2 separate regions of the Homo sapiens genome follow, and region 1 is linked to region 2. The links are chromatin loops, found by intact Hi-C in ENCODE. Cell type or tissue: B cell. All regions are shown on one strand. Each heading gives the region's core, and the rest is flanking DNA. Links, peaks and the distances in the headings are about the cores only.

What was found. A loop is a pair of places that touch in the nucleus more often than their neighbours do. Peaks named below come from ENCODE experiments on the same cell type or tissue, not always from the same donor. Only the 100,000 strongest peaks of a DNase experiment are listed, where the experiment ranks them.
Region 1: a loop joins it to region 2, with 2.9 times the contacts of the local background. A loop is called at or near these places in 5 of 110 quality-filtered maps.

The regions. Positions count from the first base shown.
Region 1 is chr4:83,138,211-83,150,519 of GRCh38, reverse strand. It overlaps LOC124900167 (a long non-coding RNA gene), which reads left to right. Exons shown (of 5, transcript XR_007058167.1): 5 at 11,014-11,061. Among named protein-coding and RNA genes, the nearest start is that of PLAC8, 30 kb to the right of the region's middle. RefSeq lists an enhancer at 10,550-10,844. In B cell, for the core only: a CTCF peak has its summit at 4,514 (motif pointing right); DNase peaks (open chromatin) are centred at 4,539 and 8,169.
Region 2 is chr4:83,078,061-83,090,369 of GRCh38, reverse strand. It overlaps PLAC8 (placenta associated 8), which reads left to right. Exons shown (of 5, transcript NM_016619.3): 5 at 1-322. Among named protein-coding and RNA genes, the nearest start is that of PLAC8, 31 kb to the left of the region's middle. RefSeq lists an enhancer at 5,968-6,017. In B cell, for the core only: a CTCF peak has its summit at 6,009; DNase peaks (open chromatin) are centred at 6,099 and 6,939; H3K4me3 peaks cover 793 bases; H3K27ac peaks cover 5,329 bases.

The DNA.
Region 1 (12,309 bases), core at 1,494-9,493, 60 kb before region 2:
AGAAGAAGCGGGGCTTAACTAGATTCTGGAGAAGAGGTTCTGGGAACAGCCCAGCAAATAGCTAACTTTCTGACCCTTCCGAAGTCATTTGACATTTGGTAACATCAGTTTCCATATCCGTCATGAGGAAGTTCTGTGAGATTACATTTAAGGTTACTTCTAGGTTAAGGATTCCGTGACTGGATGTTCTTGGCATTGATTAAATAAATGCATTGATAGAGAGTGTGTTTCTCTTCTTCCTCCTTCAAACAGCCCTCTACAATGGCTAGTAATTTCCAGGACTAAGGTGTGTAATTCAGGCTCTCTGCTTTGTTTCCCTTTTACATCTATGCAAACTTTTATGGGGCTGTTATCATGCAGCCCCTTTGATCTGCCTCTCCCTGCATAGACAGCCAAGAGAGCATCTCTTTGGCCCAGCACACGGCCACTGCAGGGGAGAAGAGGAAAGAAAGGAAATAGCTATTGATTGCACTCCTACTACATCCTAGAATATCGTGCTGACGTGTTTGCTCATTTACTACTCACGAACTCTTTGTGCTATAGGTATTATCTCTACTTTATAGATATGGAAACCAGGAATCAGAAACATTTAAGGTCACCAAACATATAAATGCTGGAATTTGGACTCAAGTTTATTCTGTCTGTCTCCAAAGGTCTGTTTTTTCCCATTTCTTTATCTTGCCTTCCAGAGTAGTTGTGTCTTCGGCCATGTACCACAATTCATTCACTCATTCATTCCATGAGTGATCTTGCAAATAGAGCTCATTACAAGACTTCTTTTTTAACAGCCTCCAAATGAAAAGGAGCACCAGTCTCCTTTACCCAGCCAGAATGGTGAATGCGGTGTTCTTATTTCAGGCACCCATTTCCTGAGAAGCTAATGCAGTCATGATGTTTATGTCCCTTCTTAACTTCAGCTTGGTATTAGCCTGTAGTTCATGTCCTCCTCTTTGAAAGAAGAATGGTTTTTCTCTATATTCTCTCTACATATGTATATATTATGAAACAGACTTAGAATTAGAGCATGTTTTCTGCAGATTTCCCTAGGTTTCACGCAAATAATAGTGAGATTTTTTTCCCCCTAAAAACTACCTTAGGTAAAAAACAGACAGACATACTAGAACAGAAAAGTGATTAGATCCATATTGAATGAGACTATTTAGTTCTTCCTTGAGGCATATCATGTGTATTTGACAAATGCTGCTTAAGTGAAGGTTTAAAAAATAAAAATTAAATAATGAGTTAAAGACTGAAAAAAATGAGTATGAGTTATAGGATTTTGGATTATTGTTGAGGGAATTATTAAGGCTACATGGTCTTCTATCTGAATATCCATTCCTCCATCTCATGAGGGTCACAACATTAGAAGATTTTTAACATTACTATTTATGTGTCCACCCTTTGTTCCACATTCTTGCTCTGTCAGATGAGAAATAGAAACACTTCAGCAATTAAAAAAAAACTTTTATGAAAAATAATCACTTACCATTTCACCACTTAGGCGTGCCGAACCCCTTACAAACTTGATCTGCTGTAGATCCCTCTCTTTCCCTCTTCCCTCTCTACCCACATTGCAAATTAGGAGTATCATTAAATTAACTTTTAAAAAAAATAACTGCTACCAAATGCTGGAGTTCAAAGTTTTTTCAGTAAGTCAAGAATACGCAGTCATAGCACCTGGTTGGCAGACTAGACCTCCCAGGATTACCCAGCACCTCTTGTGCAGAGCAGAAGTCCTTCCTGGGGCATCTGCCAGAGGGTCTTCAGGGACCCAACTGGACCCTTCCGGGGAGAGGGTCTTCAAAACTTTGCAAAATAGCCCATTCCATGGCTTTTTCTAGCACTATTCAGTCTCTTATTTTCACATCTCCTCATAATTTGTATATCCCTCCTTCACTCTGTACTTCCTTCCCTGTAGAACAAACGTGAGACATGTCAGTGAAAATGGCTAGAGGGATACAAGGTGGGGCCTGGTCTGGCACTACTCACAAACAGAAAAATTGGTGCATTAAACTTTAAAGGGAACCATTCCAGAAATGATAAGAGAGGATGGGGCTGCAGCTATAATCTGCACATCATTTGAAATGCTCTAATATTATGAATAGAGCACTGACTTGAGAAGGGAAAGACCAGGGTCTACCACCAATTTGTTGGGTGATTTTAGCAAGTCATTTAATTTCTCTGGCTTACCAGAAAAATGAGGGTAATGTCACAAACTTCTCATGATCAACAAGTGACATAAAATGTATATTTTAAAGTGGTTCAGAAAGCTACGCATTAGCAAAGAATGTATGACTATATATATAGGTTACATGTTGAGTTTTTAACAGGGATCTATATGCACTGATTGCCTGTGGTGTACATGTTTCCCTTATTGCATCCTTTGTCAACTAAAGTGAGATACCAAAAAAAAAAAAGCAATACATGCTTTATAAAAGGTGCTTAGTAAATTGGTGGGAATTCTTTGCTGACCTCTGAGTATAACAACAAATTCTCAAAGACATTTTTTTTTTTTTGGTGAGACAGAGTTTCACTCTGTTGCCCAGGCTGGAGTGCAGTGGCGCGATCTCGGCGCACTGGAACCTCTGCCTCCAGAGTTCAAGTGATTCTCCTGCCTCAGCCTCCCGAGTAACTGGGATTACAGGGGCCCACCATCATGCCCAGATAATTTTCACTTGAGCCCAGGATTCAGAGGTTGCAATGAGCCAAGATCATGCTACTGTACTCCAGCCTGGGCAACAGAGCAAGACCCTGTCTCAAAAAAAGATGAGGTTTCACCATGTTGGCCAGGCTGGTCTCAAATTACTGATCTCAAGTGATCCGCCTGCCTCGGACTCCCCAAGTGCTGGGATTACAGGCATAAGACACCGCACACGGCCCTCAAGGCATCTTTTATCCTTGGTACCCTTTCACAGACACAGGAGATATCCGTTAGTAAATGGAAGGCTAATGGTTTTCAATTGCCCTTCTAAACCAATCAATTGGTAATCAGCTTCCTGGAGCCTGGATTGAGAGAATGACCTCCTGATTGGGTAGGAAAGAATTCTGTGATTTGTTAGGATGTCTGCCACAGGTGGCTGTGTGAAGTGACAGTAAATGTGCCACATATCAACCATGACCATCTTAAATACACCATGACTTAAGGGCAACTAGATGTATATGTACAACAGGACACTTATTTCCCTAAGCCTGGATATCAGGTCCACTGTTACCAATAGTAACCAACTGAGATTTATACAAAATGTGACTGTGTATCATATCTAGTTATATGTTCCTATGTTCCTGTCAACACCACGGTATCTAGAATAATAATTCATTCTCCAAAGTGATGGGAAGCTATTTTAGTCTCTACAAATTAAGTGTGCAGTTCACCCAGTTATCCATCTTTGGCCATAGATGCCATAAGGCTCTCTGCATCTGTCAGCCATCTTTGGCACATCTATCTGCCACAGATGCCATAAGGCTCTATGCATCTCTTGGGATCAGAGTGGCAAACCACCTGTTCCTAATAAAGCATCTCTAAGACAGTTGCTGAAGTGATGGCCAGAGGCGCAACTCAGATTACCAATTATGATAGCATAAATTCTGTCATACCAGCTAAGTCTTTCTGGTGACTTTAACAAGGTTTTCAGAGCCTTAAGTGTGGTTGGAATTTGTAATAATAGTGATTCCTCCAGCTTTTCTGACTCAAATCTGTGGTAGGATCCAGGCTTCTGAATTTTAATAAGGACTACAAGTATTTCTGAAGCAGGTGGTCCTCCTACTATGAGACAAGTACGTTTCCCTGTAGGTGGTAATTGAATGAGCTCTAGTCCAATAATATAGATATGGACCATACTTAGCGGCTGCAGGTAGAGCTCCTGAATTAATGAGACAAGGAATCGACATTCTGAACTAAAGTACTATGTGTTTCCTGCCCTCTTCTTTCCACTTTATTTTTTCTTTTCTATTTCTGCCCTAGTTCCTGCATTCTGGCAACTGGTACTCTCTACAGGGACACAGCCTCTATTCAGTCTTGGGAGCAGAGCATTTCTCATTATTACAAGTAACTTAGAATTTCCAGCAATTCTAGTTCCCTGTTCATCTCTCTAATTTTCTCCATCCTCTCCAGAATGTTAAGGTTTTCATAGGTCATTTCCACTACAGCAGCTGGTTTTTGCTCTGGAATTTTTAGGTCTTCTCTTAGGGAAGATGTTTCAACATCTTCCAGTGAAGAACACCCTTCAAATGACTTCCAAGTAATGTCACTGTAATCCTAAATTCTGATGCAATTCCCCCTCAAATCTTGTCTTTGGTTGGGTACAGTGGCTCACACCTATAATCCCAGCACAAGTCAGGAGGATTGCTTGAATCCAAGAGTTTGAAACCAGCCTGGGCAACATAGTGAGACTCTGTGTATGAGTCCGCTCTCATGCTATTATGAAGAAATACTCAAGACTGGGTAATTTATAAAGAAAAGAGATTTAATTGACTCACAGTTCCACATGGCTGGGGAGGCCTCAGGAAACTTACAGCCCTGGTGGAAGGCACGTCTTCACTGGGTGGCAGTAGAGAGAATGAGAGCCAAGCAAAGGGGGAAGCCCCTTATAAAACCATCAGATCTTGTGAGAATTCACTCACTATCATGAAAACAGTATGGGGAAAACCGCCCCCATAATTCAATTATCTCCACCTGGTCCCACCCTTGACGCGTGGGGCTTATTACAATTCAAGGTGAGATTTGGGTGGGGACACAGAGCCAAACCATATTACCCTGTTTCAACAACAAAAAAATTTTTTTTAATTAGCAAGTGTAGTAGCGCACGCCTGTGGTCCTAGCTACTCAGGAGGCTGAGGTGGGAAGGTCACTGGAGCCCAGGATGTCAAGGCTGCGGTGAGCTCTGATAGAACCACTGCATTCCAGCCTGGGTGACAAAGTGAGACCCTGTCTCAAACAAACAAAAATCTTATATTTTTTTTATGTCTTTCTTCTCTGGCTCTTGTGTAACATCTGCTTCAGTGGTGGCAGAAATAGTCCATGCTGCACAGATTCCCATGCAGCGCAGGTGCTGCCTGACTCACTCCTGGTATTCAACTCCTCTACTCTTTGATTTTCCACACAGGATCAGGACTAAGTGTGTATGTGTGTGTTTGTTTTTTTAAATTCAACCTGTTTACTAAACTAGTTTAGTTCCTCCTGTATCATATGCAAAGCTAAGCCACTGGCTAAATCACATTTTTCTTCATTTTCTTTCCTTTTTCCATAGTTCATGTATTGACCGCCACATCAAAACCTATTATTATAAAGCTGAAAAACTGAACTGAAACTATTTCTCCATTATTTTCTGTGATTTTTTTGTGTGTTAAAGCCTAAGCAATAATTTTGGAATTTAAAGAGATAAATAGCATTTGAATTAGGTAATTTATGACTATAGTTGGTTTTAAAAGCCTAATGAGACCAGAATGGATGAAAGAAAGAAAAATTTCCTACACATCTATAGGGAAATATCCAAGTATCAACAGGGGACATAAAATTATGTGTTGTATTTTGTTCCCCTAAATATTCAAAAAATTAAGAAATTATTTTTATTATTATTATTATTTTTTCTGAGACGGAGTCTCCCAGGCTGGAATGCAGTAGTGTGATCTCAGCTCACTTATAGCCTCCGCCTCCCAGGTTCAAGCAATTCTCCGCCTCAGCCTCCTGAGTAGCTGGGATTACAGGTGCCCACCACCACGCCCAGCTAATTTTTGTATTTTTAGTAGAGATGGGGTTTCACCATGTTGGTCAGTCTGGTCTCAAACTCCTGACCTCAAGTGATCCGCCTGCCTCAGCCTCCCAAAGTGCTGGGATTACAGATGTGAGCCACCCCACCCAGCAGCGCAGCAGATTTTATAGGCAGGCTTGAGGAGGCAGTGTCTGATTTACTAGGGCCCACAGATTTGTTTGACCAGCTGTGATGTTTACATGGTGTATGGGAAGGCTGGTCACCCCACCCTAATCTTATTATGCAAATGGGCCTTCCACTTGGCCAGTACCATCTTGCCTGCTCCTTACTGTACCCATGGCTGGCAAAAATAAAAGATGGAGCCACCATTTTGAACGTGACTAGTCCCAGGTAGTATATTACTTTTGGCACAACTGCTGGCATTTGCCTGTGCAAGCTTCCAGCTTGCTTGTCTATGTCTGTAGCTTGATTTTATAGGCTGCCTCGATAAGGAAAACCTTATCGAGGACTCCCATACCCTCACTATCTGCCTAAGTAATTTCTTCTTAACTCCTGTATCACTGGCAATATTAAATTTCTTTAGCAGGCTGGGTGCGGTGCCTCACACCAGTAATCCCAGCGCTTTGGGAGTCCAAGGTGAGCAGATCACTTGAGGTCAGGAGTTCAAGACCATCCTGGCCAATATGGTGAAACCCCATCTCTACTAAAAATAGAAAAATTAGCCAGGTGTGGTGGTGGGCACCCGTAATCCCAGCTACTCGGGAGGCTGAGGCAGGAGAATTGCTTGAACCCAGGAGGCAGAGGCTACAGTGAGCTGAAATCACGCCACTACATTCCAGCCTGGGAGACAGAGCAAGGCTCTGTCTCAAAACAAAAAAACAAAAAAACAAAAAAAAAAAACAAAAAACAAAAAAAATTCTTTAACGGAGTTGTGGTGTTAGAGAAAACTCTCAAACCATTTTTACTATTCTCTCATTCAACCCGACAATCATCAACCCAGAAGACTTCTGTGACCAAATGTCAGAGGGTGGGTTTCTTCCCACCACCAAGCAAACAATCAGTTATGCAGTGGACACAAGCTGGGTGTCCTCTGTGAAATTAGTGAAAGGCTACGAAATTAGGATTGAGGGAGGGGCCTGAATTCTGTTAAAATGTAGGCATAGGAGGCCGGGCGCAGTGGCTCACACCTGTAATCCCAGCACTTTGGCAGGCCAAGGTGGGCGGATCACAAAGTCAGGAGATTGAGACCATCCTGGCGAACATGGTGAAACCAAGTCTCTACTAAAAATATAAAAAAAGTAGCCAGGCGTGGTGGCAGGTGCCTGTAGTCCCAGCATATATATATGTTGCTTGAGGTAACACTTTTTCCTTATTTTAAAACAGAAACCAATTTCACCTCCAACGTAGTGTGTTGGCTAGTTCACTGCTGGTTCCCCAAGGCATATAGTAGACACTTAATAAACATTTGTCAATGAACAAATGAATAAATGAGTTCTTCTAGTCCTTAGTGGGGCTCAGAATTTGAAGCTGGTAGAACACAAGGAATACATTTGCCCACAGGATTTAGAAAAGGCCAAGAATGGCAATTCTTATAATAGTGATCTTGATGGGAGTACTAACTAAGCTTGGTTTACATGAACGTGTAGCCTCATTCATGATATGCTAAGGTGTTATTTGTGAACAGTCATGGGATAAAATTGTTCTTGAATGTTGAACTAGTGTTCCTGTCATTTCTATATGTAACAGGAAGAAAATACTTCCATGTCCCAACTCCTGGGGGATTGCCTTGACAAGGAGTTGGTGACTTTACAGCTTTGCCTCTTAATTTAGAGAATAGTATGAGGGTGAGGTCACACTATATCACTACGGGTTGATTTTTTCTAAAACTCTTTTCTTGTCTTCCTCTACACTTCCTTGTTGATCTCATTCATTACCATGAATTCAAGCACCATTTTTGTGCCAATGAACCCTAAATCTGTATTTTCACTCCCAATCTCTCCTTTGACTGAAAAACTCTTTTTTCTTTTTTTGAGACAGGGTCTTGCTCTGTTGCCCAGGCTGGAGTACAGTAGCATGACCTTGGCTCATTGCAACCTCTGAATCCTGGGCTCAAGTGATCCTCCCACCTCAGCCTCCCAAGTATCTGGGACCAGAGACATGCAACACCATGCCTGGCTAACTTTTGTATTTTTTGTAAAGATGGAGTGTTACCATGTTGCTCAGGCTAGTCTTCAACTCCTGGGCTCAAGTGAATCTCCCGCCTCAACCTCCCAAAGTGTGATTATAGGCATGAGCCACTGCACCCGGCCAACTGATGAACTCTTGGCATCTGTTTTCTCTACATTTTCTCCTGGAGGTTTTAGGCACCTCACACTTAACAAGTTGAAAAACAGCTTTAGATTTTCTCAACACCTATTCTTCCACCCAGATCTGATCTTCCCCATTTTGTTTTCTGGCTCCACCCTCCACCTGGCTGCTGAAGCTAGAAAACAAGAAGTAATCCTGAATTTCTTCCTATCCCCTAATCTAACTCATTTGCATAAAGCTTTTCTTGATTGCGCGTCTCAGAGTTTGGACTCATGTACTCTTGAAGGCTGGAGACATTTTAAGAAAATGGCTACCTGTTGGCTGGGCACAGCGGCTCACACCTGTAATCCCAGCACTTTTGGAAGGCCGAGGCGGGCAGATCACGAGGTCAGGAGATCGAGACCATCCTGGCTAACACGGTGAAACCCCGTCTCTAATAAAAATACAAAAAATTAGCGGGGTGTGGTGGCGGGCGCCTGTAGTCCCAGCTACTCAGGAGGCTGAGGCAGGAGAATAGCGTGAACCCGGGAGGCGGAGCTTGCAGTGAGCTGAGATGGTGCCACTGTACTCCAGCCTGGTGACAGAGTGAGACTCATCTCAAAAAAAAGAAAAGAAAATGCCTATCTGTTTACTGCTAGAAATTTATATCTTTTTCTCTGAGTGAAAATTGGGAATTCCTGTAGAAGATTCTTCTTTTCTGGGAAAAAAGAATTTTGTTTTCAGTTTTTCAAAAAAGCTGTCTTGTTTTGAACTAATCACCTGATGTTTTAAAAGCATATCTTCAATCTGAATGAAAGTTTAGAGTTCACGGGAGCAGATAACTAACTTGGTTTTATTTTATTTTATTTTATTTTATTTATTTATTTTTTGAGATGGAGTCTCGCTCTGTCCCCCAGGCTGGAGTGCAGCGGCACGGTCTCAACTCACTGCAAGCTCCACATCCCGGGTTCATGCCATTCTCCTGCCTCAGCCTCCTGAGTAGCTGGGACTACAGGCGCCCGCCACCACGCCCGGCTAATTTTTTGTGTTTTTTAGTACAGATAGGGTTTCACCGTGTTAGCCAGGATGGTCTCGATCTCCTGACCTCGTGATCCGCCTGCCTCGGCCTCCCAAAGTGCTGGGATTACAGGCGTGAGCCACAGCGCCCGGCCTTATTTTATTTTTTGAGATGGAGTCTCACGCTGTTGCCCAGGCTGGAGGGCAGTGGTGCAATCTCGGCTCACTGCAACATCCTCTCCCAGGTTCAAGTGATTCTTCTGTCTCAGTCTTCCGAGTAGCTGGGATTACAGGCACGCGTCACCATACCCGGTTCATTTTTGTATCTTTTTTTTTTTTTTTTTTAATTGAGCCTTGCTCTGTCGCCAGGCTGGAGTGCGGTGGTGCAATCTCGGCTCACTGCAACCTCCGCCTGCCAGGTTCAAGTGATTCTCCTGCCTCATCCTCCCCAGTAGCTGGGACTATAAGTGCCCGCCCCCACACCCAGCTAATTTTTTGTATTTTTAGTAGACAGGGTTTCACCATGTTGGCCCAGATGGTCTCCATCTCTTGACCTCGTGATCCACCTGCCTAGGCCCCCCAACAGGCGTGAGCCACTGTGCCCAGTCTCATTTTTGTATTTTTAGTAGAGATGGGGTTTTGCCATGCTGTCCAGGCTGGTTTCCAATTCCTGACCTCAAGTGATCTGCTCCCGTTGGCCTCCCAAAGTGCTGGGATTACAGGCGTGAGCCACCGTGCCTGGCCTCTAACTTGGTTTTAGATGACAATTATTAACAGTTGTGTCTCAGCCTGAACAAACAAAACCATAAGCTCTCTCCTCCAGCAGCCATTCCTGAGTCTACAGGCCAGACTGAAAAGACCTGATAAACACTGTCTCCTGAAAGACAGCAGATTGGGGGTAAAACAGAGGATAAAGGAGCATAAAAGAATAATCATTTAGGGGAAAGGGTATTGGTTTCTGTTCTTCAAATTTAAAACTGGAGATCCATCAGCCTCAGCATCTCAGATTAACACATCTGCTCTGTTCCGTTTCAATCAATAAAAACAAAAAGATGAACAATGAGACATTTTTGGTCATACAAATGTAAGATCAGTCTCTGTCCCCCACTTCCTATCTTTGGGAACTTTCTGGACTTTATGAAGTTGTCCAAAGGCAATTACATCAGATTAGAATATTAAATATACTGTTTAATAATCTAGAAGTCTGTCCCCTGCTGGTGGTGTGGGAGCTTGGTGAGCAGGGGAAGGAGTACAGCAGGGAGATGTTTTTCATGAGATGCCATGAGGAGGAGGAAAAGACTAAAACTGCCTTTGCAAAGATTATGACAGCGAGAGAAGTCTAGCATGGCTGACTGCATCTTGCTTCTAGTCTCACTAGGTGACTGTCCTCACTCATTCCCTGGCATACACCAAGCTAACCACAGGAGGAATTTAGTTTATAGTTTAACTTTGAAGCAAGGATAACAGTCTCTCCCTAAAACTAGCCCCCTCCTTTCTCAGGGACTAAGACCACCTTTGTAAGACTAATGAAAAGCCACAAGATTAGAATTATGGGAGGGACTTGAATTTTGCTAAAACGTAGGCATGGTTAAAGAATAACCAGCCCTTGTTTTTCTATAATCCCTTACTGCTCGGAAGTCATGAAGCCAGAGTTCACAAGACTTGTGGCTGCCCAAATTGCTCCTACGGATAACATCACTGGCTGACCCCACCTGGACCCATGACTCATGACTCAGCTAGTACTGTGGCCTCCACCCAAAGGCAGACTTAACACATGAGGACTGTTTTCCACATCCCTATGATTCCATCCTCAACCAGTCAGCAGCACCCATTCCCTAGCTCCCTACCTGACAAATTATACATTAAAACCCTTGCCTCTAAGCTCTTGGGGAGGCTGATTTGAGTAATAAACTCTCATTGGTTGCTTGGCTAGCCATGTGTTAATTAGACTCTTTCTCTACTGCAATAGTGGTGTCTCAGTGCATTGGTTTTATCTGTGCAGTAGGCAAGAAGAACCTGATGGGTGATTACAAAAGGAGGAGGAATTCTGGAGGTCCTGAACCTGGGAGAGGACAGAAGAGGGAAGAAATGCTTTAAGGGAAGTATGGGGTTCCTGGGTGCTGGCTTTTATTTTTCTCCACTAAACAGTGCTGTAGGGAGGCTTATTTCTGAAAACAAGGACATGCCATTGAACGACTTATTTGTAAATGTCCTTGCTCATTCTTAAGCTCATACTATGTGCCGTGTGGCTTTGAAGGCAGGCACCTCACTGCTTGGTGTTTCTGCTGAAATCACATGGTCACCCACTGTCTATGAACACGGCCCCTAAACCCTGTCATTCTGCTGCCAGGCCCTCTCTGTGGGCTGTGGCTTTGTAAGGGAAGAGGCAGTCACGATTCTCCTCCAGATGCAAATATTCAGCCCTCACTCTGACATGTTTCACAGTTTAATTTCTTTCTCTACTATCACTGGGTCAAAATTCTTGAAACAAACAAAAGGATATAACCTGACAAATTATTTTGCAGACAAAGTCCACCATGCTGCCAGGCTTTGCTGCTTCCTGAAAATACTGTTTTTTGCTTGCTTTTCTTCCAAATGATAAGCAGATCTCAGATTACATATGTGGCTTTGCTATTATTGTCTTCTTTTCCCTCTTGACAAATGAGAAGTTCAATGCTCATTGAAGCTCTTTGTAAAGCTGTGCTATAAGAACTGGCATTATGGAGTACAGGTCTTTTCCCTGTTCACAGTGTTTGTGACCAAACTCAGGTGAGCTTTTAGGCCCAAGAGATTACTGATGCTTAGTGGATTACACTTTGCATTTAACAAACCCTGTTCCTACACCAGTATATCATCTCTTTTAACAAAATCTAGGAAATAGTAGGAAGGCCGTATTTCCACTTTTTTTTTTTAAGAGACAAGGTCTTGCTCTGTCACCCAGGCTGGGGTGCATAGTTTACTGCAGCCTCAAACTCCTGGGCTCAAGCAATTCTTCTGCCTCAGCCTCCCAAGTAGCTGGGACTACAGGTGCATGTCACCATGCCTGGCTAATTAAATAAAAAGTATTTTTTTGTGCAGAGGGAATCTTGCCACGTTGCCCAGGCTGGTCTGAAACTCCTGGCCTCAAGTGATCCTCCTACCTTGGCCTCCAAAAGTGTTAAGATTACAGGTGTGAGCCATTGCACCAGCCCTTATCTCCACTTTAGTGGTGAGGAATCTGCAGCTGAGAAAGGCCAAGCAATATGCTTGACTTCACACACTGGCAAGGGGATTGGTGAGGCGTGAATTCCTCTCCAGG
Region 2 (12,309 bases), core at 1,677-9,676:
TTTTAGTAGAGACGGGGTTTCACCATCTTGGTCAGGCTGGTCTCGAACTCCTGACCTCGTGATCCACCTGCCTCGGCATCACAAAATGCTGGGATTACAGGCATGAGCCACCGCGTCCAGCCTAGAGTTGGGGGTCTTTCTATGTTGCCCAGGCTGGTCTTGAACTCCGGGCCTCTAGCAAGCCTCTCATCTCAGCCTCCCAAGGTGCTGGAATTACAGGTGTGAGCCACTGCACCATACTTTGGTTTCTTAGCAGGAGATTTTGGTTCACAGTAACCCAGCTCTCTTTCATCTAAGAACTTTAGATGAGAAAAAAAAAAAATAGACTACAGATAACTATTCCCAGGCAGTTATGGTACATTTAGCCAACACTTTTGCCTCTTCTCATGTTATCTGTTAGTATTAATGCTGACAAAGCAAGATTTTTTGCGAAACAACACACCAAGCCTTGCTTTTACACTGCATTCCTCAGGAGGTTGTTTATTGTGTTGTTGATTTTCTTTCCCTTTTGAATATGAGATATCAGAGTAAGAAAACTCTGATCAGAGTTTTCTGAAAACTCTTATCAGAGTAAGAAAAATTTGATCAATGATCAAATTCAGTGACTCAATTTTGGTTAAATTTTATCCATCAATAGATGGATAAAAGTGTAAAATGATTTTTTTCACATTTCTTGTCCCATTTGATCCGTCAGCATCATTTTGCCCTGATGAAAATCTCACTTCCTAATTTCCCCTAGTTCTCCTCCTACACTTCTGATTCCATTTCATTTGTTGGGGTGGGGGAAGTAAGAGGCAAAACTATTTATCTTATACACTTATTGTGAAATCTCAGTGAGACAAAATGTCAAAGCACCTGGAACTTAGTAGGCACTCAACAAATTCAAGCACTCTGCCCTTTCCTCCACTTACCCTATAGCTGTGGGTGCTTTGCAGGGTTCTAGCTTGAGTCCACTCCTTTCACATCTCACGTTCCTAGATAGCATCATCTACTCCCATGGTTCTAACTGCCTCTTAGGACCCCAAAGTCTGTACTTCCAGTTTCTCCCTTACTATTGATCTTCAGAATGTCTCTCTTGCTAGCTGTGAAAATGAGTCCATCTGGATGTCCCCTAGACCTTGTCTACCCAACAAGTCCAATGATATCACTTAGTTGTTCAAGGTGAAAAATCCAGGTACCAATGACCCCTGAATTGCCTCATCGCACCTTTCTCCTTTTCCCCGATATCCAATCAGACACCCACTCTGTCACCGATACTCCACTTGAAAGCCCCAAGGGGTGATCTATTTTGTTTGCTGCTGTATTCCCAGTGCCTAGAACAATGCCTGACACCAGTAGGTATCTACTCAATCATTTTGTTTGCTGCTGTATTCCCAGTGCCTAGAACAATGCCTGACACCAGTAGGTATCTACTCAATCACTTATTGAATGAATTAATCTGTCCTCTCCTCTTTGCTGACATAAATGTAGTCCAAACCTTATTACCTCTTTGGCAAATCATGTTCATACCCTCTAAACTAACCTTCCTGCCTCTAGAAACTCCAGCTTCCCTTGCCTTCTCTCCAGTCCATCCTATACACTGTGTACCATGAGTTAAATTGTGAATTTTTTGTTCTTTTCTTTTTCTTTTTCTTTCTTTCTGTTTTTTTTTTTTTTTTTTTTTTTTTTTTTTTTTTTTTTGAGACATAGTTTCGCTCTTGTTGCCCAGGCTGGAGTGCAATGGCGTGATCTCTGCTCACTGCAACCTCCACCTCCCGGGTTCAAGCAATTCTCCTGCCTCAGCCTCCTGAGTAGCTGGGAATACAGGCATGTGCCACCACCCCAGTTAATTTTGTATTTTTGGTACAGACACGGTTTCTCCATGTTGGTCAGGCTGGTCTTGAACTCCTGACCTCAGGTGATCCACCTGCCTCGGCCTCCCAAAGTGCTGGGATTACAGGCATGAGCCACTGCGCCCAGCCAAATTGTGAATTTTCTAAAACAAACAGACCCCAGTATTTTCCTTGGTTCTTCACAGTGTAGCCTCATTTTACCTCTTTAGCCCACTCTCCTGCCAATTCTTCACTCATAAAATTCCCAATCTTCCCTGCCTTCAACATACATACTTTTTTAAAATTTCAAATTCCAATTGTTCATTGCTGGTATATAGGAAAGCAATTGACTTTTGTACATTAACCTTATATCCTGTGACCTTGCCATAACTGCTTATTAGTTTCAGGAGACTTTTTGTATGTGTTTCTATATAGACAATCATGTTGACTGTGAACAAAGACAGTTTTATTCCTCCTTCCCAATCTGTATAAAGCTACATTTCCTTATCTGGTCTTATTAGCTAGGATTCTGGTATGATATTAAATAGGAACATGAGAGTAAACATCTTTGCCTTGTTCCTGACCTAGGGGAAAATCATATAGTCTCTCATCATTAAGTATGATGTAGGTTTTTTGTAGATATTCTGTATATGATTGATGAAGATCCCCTCTATTTCAAGTATACTGAGCATTTTTTTTTTTTTTGAAATGGAGTCTTGCTCTGTCGCCCGGGCTGGAGGGCAGTGGCGCGGTCTCAGCTCACTGCAAGCTCTGCCTCCCAGGTTCACGTCATTCTCCTGCCTCAGCCTCCTGAGTAGCTGGGACTACAGGCGCCTGCCACCACGCCCGGCTAATTTTTTTGTATTTTTAGTAGAGACGGGGTTTCACTGTGTTAGCCAGGATGGTCTTGATCTCCTGACCTCGTGATCCACTCACCTTGGCCTCCCAAAGGGCTGGGATTACAGGCGTGAGCCACCGCACCCAGCCTTTTTTTTTTTTTTTTTTAATTAGAGACGGGGTCTTGTTTTGTTGCCCAGGCTGGTCTCAAACTCCCGAGCTCAAGTGATCCTCCTGCCTTGGCCTCCAAAAGTGCTGGGATTACATGCATACCTGGCCTACTGAGCATTTTTATCTTGAATGAGTGTTGGATTTTGTCAAATGCTTTTTCTGTACCTATTAATACAATCATGATTTTTTCCTCTTTAGTATGTTGATATGATGGGTTACATTAATTGATTTTCAAATGTTGAATCAGTCTTGCATACCTGGAATAAATCCCACTTGGTCATAATATATCATTCTTTTTACACATTATTGCATTTGATTTGCTAATATTTTGTTAAGGATTTTTGCATCTATGTTTATGAGAGACTGTAGTTTTCCCTTTCTTGTCATGTCTTTATCTGATTTTAGTATTAGAGTAATGCTGGTCTCCTAGAGTCAGTTAGGGTGTGTTCCCTTAGCTTCTATTTTTTTGGAAGCTATTGTAGAGAATTGGTATGATTTCTTTCTTAGAAAAAAAATTTTAAGGAAATATTTCTGGGTCAAAGATTTATTTCTTAAATGTTTGATCAATCATCAGTGAACCCATCTAAGCCTGGTGCTTTCTATTATAGAAGGTTATTAGTTATTGATTTAGTTTAACAGGTATAGGCCTATTCAAATTTTCTATTTCTCCTTGTGTGAGTTATGGAACACTATTCCTTTCAAAGAACTGGCCCATTGCATGGGTTTGGGCCATAATCCCAAAAGACACAATCTTGAATGTTATAATCCCAAATGATGAAATCCTGAAAGATCAAAATCCCTGAAGTCCAAAATCCCCAAAATTCCAATCCCAAATGATTAAAATCCTGAAAATATAATTCTTGACAAAATAATTTTAAAAATTCTTTAAAATTCTTTATTTATATTTTTTAAAGGAGATTTGAGAAACATAAAAACACAACAGAGCACTTCATAGACCATTTTAGACAATAAAACAGGAAATAATAACATACTTTTTTTATTTTTATTTTTTATTGAGACAGGGTCTCACTTTGTCACCCAGGCTGGAGTGCAGTGGTACAATCTCAGCTCACTCCAACCTCCGCCTCCTGGGCTCAAGTGTTAATTTTTGTATTTTTACTACAGACAGGGTTTCACTATGTTGGCCAGGCAGGTCTCCAACTCCTAACCTCAAGTGATCCGCCCACTTCAGCCTCTCAAAGTCAGGGATTACAGGTGTGAGCCACTGTGCCCGGCCTCCTCAGTCCATTTTTAATACTGAAGGTATAAATTGTATAAAGATGTTTAGAAAGTTCTAATTCATTTTATGCATTTTTGCAAATTTGACTCCATGAAAGTGCATTATCACGAAGCTGAATTTGTGTAAGCATTGTGCATGTATGTAAAAACATTGCAACTTCCTCAATAAAATATCTTCTTTTTGTACATCCATATTTGTGAAAGATAAAATATTTTGAGATCTTGGCTTTTTGGGCAACTGCATGTGTGGTGGTAACTCACTGCGGATTTTTATTGATTTTGTCAAAAGACTTATATTGTCCATCTTGGTATTTCAGATGACCACAGTTATAAAGTTGAGTGCACACAATTACCAATCATATATGTTAATACATTTTACTTTTTGGCCTATTTCTTTATGAATACAGTTCATCTACTCATAACTCTTATACTTATGAGACTGTTGTTAGGATACCTGAATGTTTATGCTTGCAAAGATACGTGTATTATTGGCCGGGTGTGGTGTGGCTCATACCTGTAATTATAGCACTTTGGGAGGTCGAGGTGGGAGGATCACTTGAACCCAGGAGTTAGGGACTAACCTGGGCAATATAAAATAAATATATTGTAGAGTTGAGGCCTACGGGGCTTAGCAGGTGTTCTCGCCATGTACGGAGATGAGAGATTGTAATAAATAAAGACACAGGACAAAGAGATAAAGAGAAAACAGCTGGGCCCAGGGGACCACTACCATTAAGACACGGAGACAGGTAGTGGTCCCGAATGGCTGGGCACGCTGATATTTATTGCATACAAGACCAGGGGGCAGGGTAAGGAGGGTGAATCTTCTAAGTGATTGACAAGTTGAAGCAAGTCATGTGATCATAGGACAGGGGGCCCTTCCCTTTTAGGTAGCTGAAGCAGAGAGAAGGTGGCATACATCAGCGTTTTCTTCTATGCACTTATAAGAAAGGTCAAAGACTTTAAGCCTTTCACTATTTCTTCTACCGTTATCTACTACGAACTTCAAAGAGGAACCAGGAGTGCTGGAGGAGCATGAAAGTGGACAAGGAGCGTGACCACTGAAGCACAGCACCACAGGGAGGGGTTTAGGCCTCCGGATAACTGTGGGCAGGCCTGGATAACATCCAGCCTCCCACAAGAAGCTGGTGGAGCAGAGTGTTCCCTGACTCCACCAAGGAAAGGAGACTCCCTTTTGCGGTCTGCTACGTCGTGGGTGTCTTCCCAGACACTGGCATTACCGCTTGACCAAGGAGCCCTCAAGCGGCCCTTATGCGGGCGTGACAGAAGGCTCAGCTCTTGCCTTCTAGGTAACTTGTCACAATGTGCTTTCAGCACCTGACCCTATACCCGCTGGTTATTCCTAGGTTATATTAGTAATGCAACAAAGAGTAATATTAAAAGCTAATGATTAATAATGTTTATAATAATGATTGATAATTGTCCACGATCATCTCTATATCTAATTTGTATTATGACTATTCTTATTCTATTTTCTTTATTATACTGAAACAGTTTGTGCCTTTAGTCTCTTGCCTCGGCACCTAGGTAATCCTTCGCCCACAATATATAATAATTAAAAAAATTAAATTTAGCTGTTCATGGTAGCACCTGTAGTCCCAGCTACTCAGGAGTCTGAGGCAGGAGAATCGCTTGAACCTGGAGGCGGAGGCTGCAGTGAGCCGAGATCGTGCCATTGCACTCCAGCCTGGGTGACAGAGCAAGACTCCGTCTCCAAAAAAAAAAAAAAAAAAATGAGGAGACAGAGAAAAATGGAGGAATAGAAGACTGCAGCTATCATCCCCCTCCACAAGGACACCAATTTAACAACTTCATGAGGTGTTAAAAATCAGGTGAGCACTCATAGTACCTGCTCTTAACTTTATAATGCTGAAAGAGACACCGAAGAAATAGCAAAAACAGTCCTGAATCACTGACGCCCCTCTGCCCCTGCAGCTGTGTTGTGGTACTGAGGATATCTCTGCGTGCACGGGAGGGAGAACACAGCAACTGTGATGCACTGAACTCAGTGCTGTCCTGTTACGGCAGGAAGGAAAACCACACCCAACTCAGCTGACGCCTGCCCATGGAGGGAGCATTTAATAACAGCCCTACCCAGAGGGGAATCACTGATCCCAGTGGTCTAAACTTGAGTTCCTGCAAACCTCACCACCGAGGGCTACAGTCTGGGTCTCCAAGTAAACTTGAAAGGCAGCCCAGGCCATGAAGACTGCAGATCTCAGGCGAGTTCTAGTGCTGAACTAGGCCCAGAGGCAGTTAACTGGGAGGGCAGGTGACATACTGAGACACCAGCTAAGGCAGCCAAGGGCGTGCTGGCGTCACCCCTTCCCTAACTCCAGGCTGCACAGCCCGTGGCTCCAAAGGAGACCCTTTCCTTCTGCTTGTGGAGAGGAGAAAGAAGAGTGGGGAGGACTTCATCTTGCATCTTGGATACCAGTTCAGCTGCGGCAGAATAGGGGACTGGGAAGAGTCGTGAGGCCCCCATTCCAGGCCCTAGTTCCCAGATGACATTTCTAGACACACCATGGGTCAGAAGGAAACCCACTACCTTGAAGAAAAGGACTCAGTCCTGGCAGCATTCATCACCTGCTAACTGAAGGTTGGCAGGACCCTGAATAACCAGCAGTTACATTTAGGTACTATGTCAAGGCCCTTGGTTGAGCCTCTGAGACTTGCTGGCTTCAGGTGAGACTCAGCACATTACTAGCTGTGGTGGCAACAAGGCAAAACTCCTTCTGTTTGAGAAAAGCAGAAGGAAAAGTAAAGAGGGCTTTGTCTTGCACCTTAGGTACCAGCACAGCCACAGTGGGGTAAAGCACCAAGTGGGCTCTTGAGGTCTCCGATTCCAGGACTTGACTGTTGGACACCATTTCTGCACCTGCCCCAGGCCAGAGGGGAACCCATTGCCCTGAAGGGCGAGTCCCAAGGCAGGAAGCATTCAACACAAGCTTGACTTAAGATACCTCGATGCTTAAGGGAATATTGGAGGTAGCCTGGCAGTACTCCTCGTGGCCTGGGTTGACAGTGGCTATGGGGTGAGGCTCCTCTGCATTTGGGAAGGGAAAGGAAGAGTGGGAAGGACTGCATCTGGTGGTCTGAATACCAGCTCAGCCACAGTACAATAGAACACCAGCTAGACTTCCAAGTTTTTTTACTCTAGTCCCTGATTCCCAAAAGGCACCTCTGGACTCACCTGGGGCCTGGGGGACCTCACGGCTCTGAAGGGAAGGACACAGGCCTGGCCGGCTTTGCCACCAGCTAATTGTAGAGCCCCAGGGCCTTCAGCAAACATAGGCAGTAGCCAGGAAGTGGTTACAGCCAGCCTTGGCAAGCCCCACTGCTGTGCTGGCTTCAGGTCTGACCCAATGCAGTCATAGTGGTGGTGGCCACAGGGATGCTTGTGTCACTCCACCGCCGGCTTTATGTGGCTCAGAACAAGGAGAGTGAGACTCTTTTTGCTTGGAAGAAAGTAACAGAATGGAACAGGAGTCTCTCTGCCTGATAATGCAGAGAATTCTTCTGGATCTTTTCCAAGACCATCAAGGTAGTACCTCCATGAGTCTGCAAGAAAACAGTGTTACTGGGATTGGGGTGCTCTCTAAATCAGATACAGCTTACATCACAATATCCAAGTACTTTCAAATATCTGGAAAGCCTTTCTAAGAGGGATGGGTACAAATAAGCCTAGACAGTGAAGACTACAATAAATACTTCACTCTTCAATGCCCAGACACTGAAGAACATTTACTAACATCAACACCATCCAGGAAAACATGACCTCCCAAATGAACTAAATGAGCCACCAGGGACCAATCCTGGAGAAACAGAGATGTGTGACCTTTCAGGCAGAGAATTCAAAATAGCTGTGTTGAGGAAACTCAAGAAATTCAAGATAACACAGAGAAGGAATTCAAAATTATATCAGATACATTTAACAAAAAGATTAAAATAAAAAGAATCAAACTGAGATTCCAGAGCTAAAAATGCAATTGGCATACTGAACAATGCATTAGAGGCTTTCAGTAGCAGAATTGATCAAGCAGAAGAAAGAATTAGTGAGCCTGAAGACAGGCTATTTGAAAATACACAGTCAGGGCCAGTCATGGTGGCTCATGCCTGTAATCACAGCATTTCAGGAGGTCGAGGCAGAAGGATCACTTGAGCCCAGGAGTTTGAGTCTAGCCTAGACAATGTAGTGAGACCCCCCCCCTCCTTAAAAAAATAAAAAAGGCCAGGCGCAGTGGCTCATGCCTATAATCCCAGCACTTTGGGGAGGCCAAGGCAGGTGGATCACCTGAGGTTGGGAGTTCGAGACCAGCTTGACCAAGATGGAGAAACCCTATCTCTACTAAAAATACAAAATTAGCCGGGTATGGTGGCACATGTCTGTAATCCCAGCTACTTGGGAGGCTGAGGCAGGAGAATAGCTTGAACCTGGGAGGCGGAGGTTGCAGTGAGCCAAGATCATACCACTGCACTCCACCCTGGGCAACAGAGCCAGGCTCCATCTCAAAACAAAACAAAACAAAAAAAAGAGCTAAAGAGAGAGTTAGGCCCCAATACAATAATAGCTGGAGACTTCGACACCCCACTTTCAGCACTGGATGGATCTTCCAGGCAGAAAAATCAATAAAGAAACATCAGACTTAATCTGCACAATAGACCAAATGGATCCAGTAGATAATTACGGAACATTTCATCCAATGGCTGTGGAATACACATGCTTTTCCTCAGCATATGGATCATTCTCAAGGATGGATCATTTTAATAAGAAATTTAAAAATTTCTTGGAACAAATGCTAATGGGAGCACAACATACCAAAATCTATGGGATACAGCAAAAGCAGTACTAAGAGGGAAGCTTATCGTTATAGTGCCTACATCAAAAAAGAGGGAAACTTATAGTGCCTACATTAAATAAACAATCTAATGATGCATCTTAAAGAATTAGGAAAACAAGAGCAAACCAAATCCAAAATTAGTAGAAGAAATAATAAAGATCAGAACAGAAATAAATGAAATTAAAATGAAGTAAACAATACAAAAATCAATGAAACAAAAAGTTGGTTTTTTGAAAAGTTAAGCAAAATTGACAAGCTTTTAGCCAGACTAAGAAAAAAAGAGAGATCTAAATTTACCTTCAGTATTGAAAATAATGCGAAGATGAAATACATAGCATATCGAGTTGGCATTATGTGTAAAGGGGCAGAAGCCATACATGATTAAATAATTTGGCATAAGAGATTTCTTGTATTTTTGGCCTGTGTTTTCACTTCTATGATCTTCAAAACACTCACAGTACTTGTATTTGGGGAGTGGTTGTGGTCTACAAATTTCGTAAGTACCTGCTGTCCATCTGAAAGTCTGGTTATTTCTCAGCCATTGCAATTAGGTGATTTTCTACGTTTGCAGCACGAATAACAATTAACTTTTAAACTGTTTCACTGTTAAGTAGCCTCATACACTTAACACAGCCTTTTTGCAAGGGAACAATTTCACAGATCTCTTCCATTGTGTGGTAAGCAATACAGTAAGAAGAAATGATGTTCAGCTTCCCCAATACCAAATCTGTATTAGTCAGGGTTCTCTAGAGAGACAGAACCAATAGGATATGAGAGGAAATTTATTAGGGAACTTGGCTCATGCAATTATGGTGGCTGAAAAGACCCACGGTGAGGCCATCCGAAAGCTGGAGACCTTGGGATACCGGTAGCATGGTTCAGTCCAACTCCAAAGGCCTCAGAACCAGGAAAGCTGATGGTGCAACTATCCATCTGAGGCCAAAAGCCTCAGGATCCAGGGGGCCACTGGTGTAAGTTCCGGAGTCCGAAGGCTGGCAAACCTGGAGTTCTGGGTCCAAGACAGGAGAAGAAAAGTCTGTCCCAGATCTCAGAGAGAGACCAATTTGCCTTCTATATTTGTTCTGTTTGGGACCCTGGTCAAGTAGTTGGTGCCTCCCAACAATGAGGGCAGATCATCCCCCACTTAGTCCACTCAGACTCACATTCTAATCTCTGAAAACACTCTCACAGCCACATCCAAAATAATGCTTTACCAGGTTTCTAGGTATTCCTTAATCCATTCAAGTTGACACCTAAAATTATGTCCACTGTCCACCCCTTGTCAATTTGGCACTCATTTGCATCCCCTTAAATCACACTTAATTTCCAAATAAAGACAAAAAGGCTATGGTTCTGCTTGACATGACACAACTAACATGATGCAACCATCCTGTGTACAACCAAAAAATACACTAATCCCCTTCCCCAGAATTTGGCTTTCAGGGTTTCAACATTGAGGATTTTAATCTTTTGGGATTGTAATTTTCAGGATTTTAGACATGAGGGATTTAGACTTTAGAAATTTTGAACTTTAAGGATTTTGATCTTTTGGGACATCAACATTTGGGGTTTGGCATTCAGGATTGTGTCTTTCAGGATTATGATTATGAGGCAGAATTGCTTGAACCCGGGAGGCAGAGGTTGCAGTGAGCCAAGATCACACCACTGCACTCCAGCCTGGGTGACAAGAGCAAAACTCTGTCTCAAAAAGAAAAAAATTCCATTGTTGTCTGAGAACATACAGTGTATAATTTCTATTCTTTTACATTTTGAGGTGTGTTTTATGGCCCAGGTTGGTCTACCTCAGTGAACGCTCCAAGTGAGCTGACAAGAGTGAGTACTCTGTTGTTGCAGGACGAAGCAGTCTATGGATGTCAATTATATTCAGTTGATTGGTGGTGCTGTTGAGTACAACAATGTCCTTACTGATTTTCTACTTACTGGATCTGTCCTTTGCTGATAGGCATTGAAGTTGAGATCTCCAACTATAATAGTGGATTCATCTATTTCTCCTTGCAGTTTTATCAGTTTCTGCCTCATGTATTTTTTGATACTCTTGCTGACACTCTGATTTTATTTTATTTTATTTTATTTATTTATTTTGAGACGGAGTTTCACTCTGCTGCCCAGGCTGGAGTGAAGTGGTGTGATCTCAGCTCACTGCAACCTCCACCCCCAGGATTCAAGTAATTCTCCTGCCTCAGCCTCCCAAGTAGCTGGGATTACAGGCATCCGCCACCATGCCTGGCTAATTTTTGTATTTTTAGTAGAGATAGGGTTTCGCCATATTGGCTAGGCTGGTCTCAAATTCCTGACCTCAGGTGATCCACCTGCCTCAGCCTCCCAAAGTGCTAGGATTACAGGCGTGAGCCACCACGCCTGGCTGACACTCTGGTTTTAAATAAGCATTTTATCATTCTATTTCTCTCCTCTCTTAGCATAACAATTATATTTCTTTAAAAAGTTTTTTAATAGTGATTTAGAGTTTGCAATATACATTTACAACTAATCTAAGTCAAGTTTCAAATAACACTATACTGTGTCATGGTTGTGCGGATACTTCATAACAGGGTATTCCCAATTCCTTCCTCCCATCACTTACACTCCAGTCATTCACTTCAGTTATCCCTAGGCTATAGCTATCCACACATTGTTGCTATAATTCCTTTAAATAAAGTTATCTATTAAATCAATTAAATTTTTTAAAAAGATTTTACCTTCCTGTTTTTTTGCTCTGATACTCTTCCTTTCTTTATGTAGATCTGAGTTTCTAATCCATATCATTTTCCTTCTCTCTGGAAACCTTACTTTAACATTTCTTGCAAAGTATGTCTCCTGGCAAAAAAAGAATCCTTTTTTTTTTTTTTGAGACAGGGTCTCACACTATCACCCAGACTGGAGTGCAATGGTGCAATCTCAGCTCACTGCAACCTCCACCTCCCTGGCTCAAACAATCCTCCCATTTCAGCCTCCCAAGTAGCTGAGACCACAGGCACACACCACCATGCCTGGCTACTTTTATATTTTTTGTAGAGACGGGGTTTCGCCATGTTGCCCAAACTGGTCTTGAACTCCTGGGCTCAAGCAATACACCTGCCTTGGCCTCCCCAAATGTTGGGATTATAGGTCTGAGCCACTATGCCCAGCCTTAAATTTCCTTAGTTTTAGTCTTCATTTCTCCTTCACTATTTCTTTTTTTCAATTTGATTTTCTCTTTGCTTTTCTCCTTCACATTTGAAGGATAATTTTGCTGGATAAAATCCTATGTTTGTGAAGTTTTTCTTTTAACATCATAAATATTTCCATTCTGGCTCTTGCTTGCATGATTTCTGACAAGAAATCCAATGTTATTCATGTTTCTCTATATGTGTTTTTTTCTTCTGGCTTCT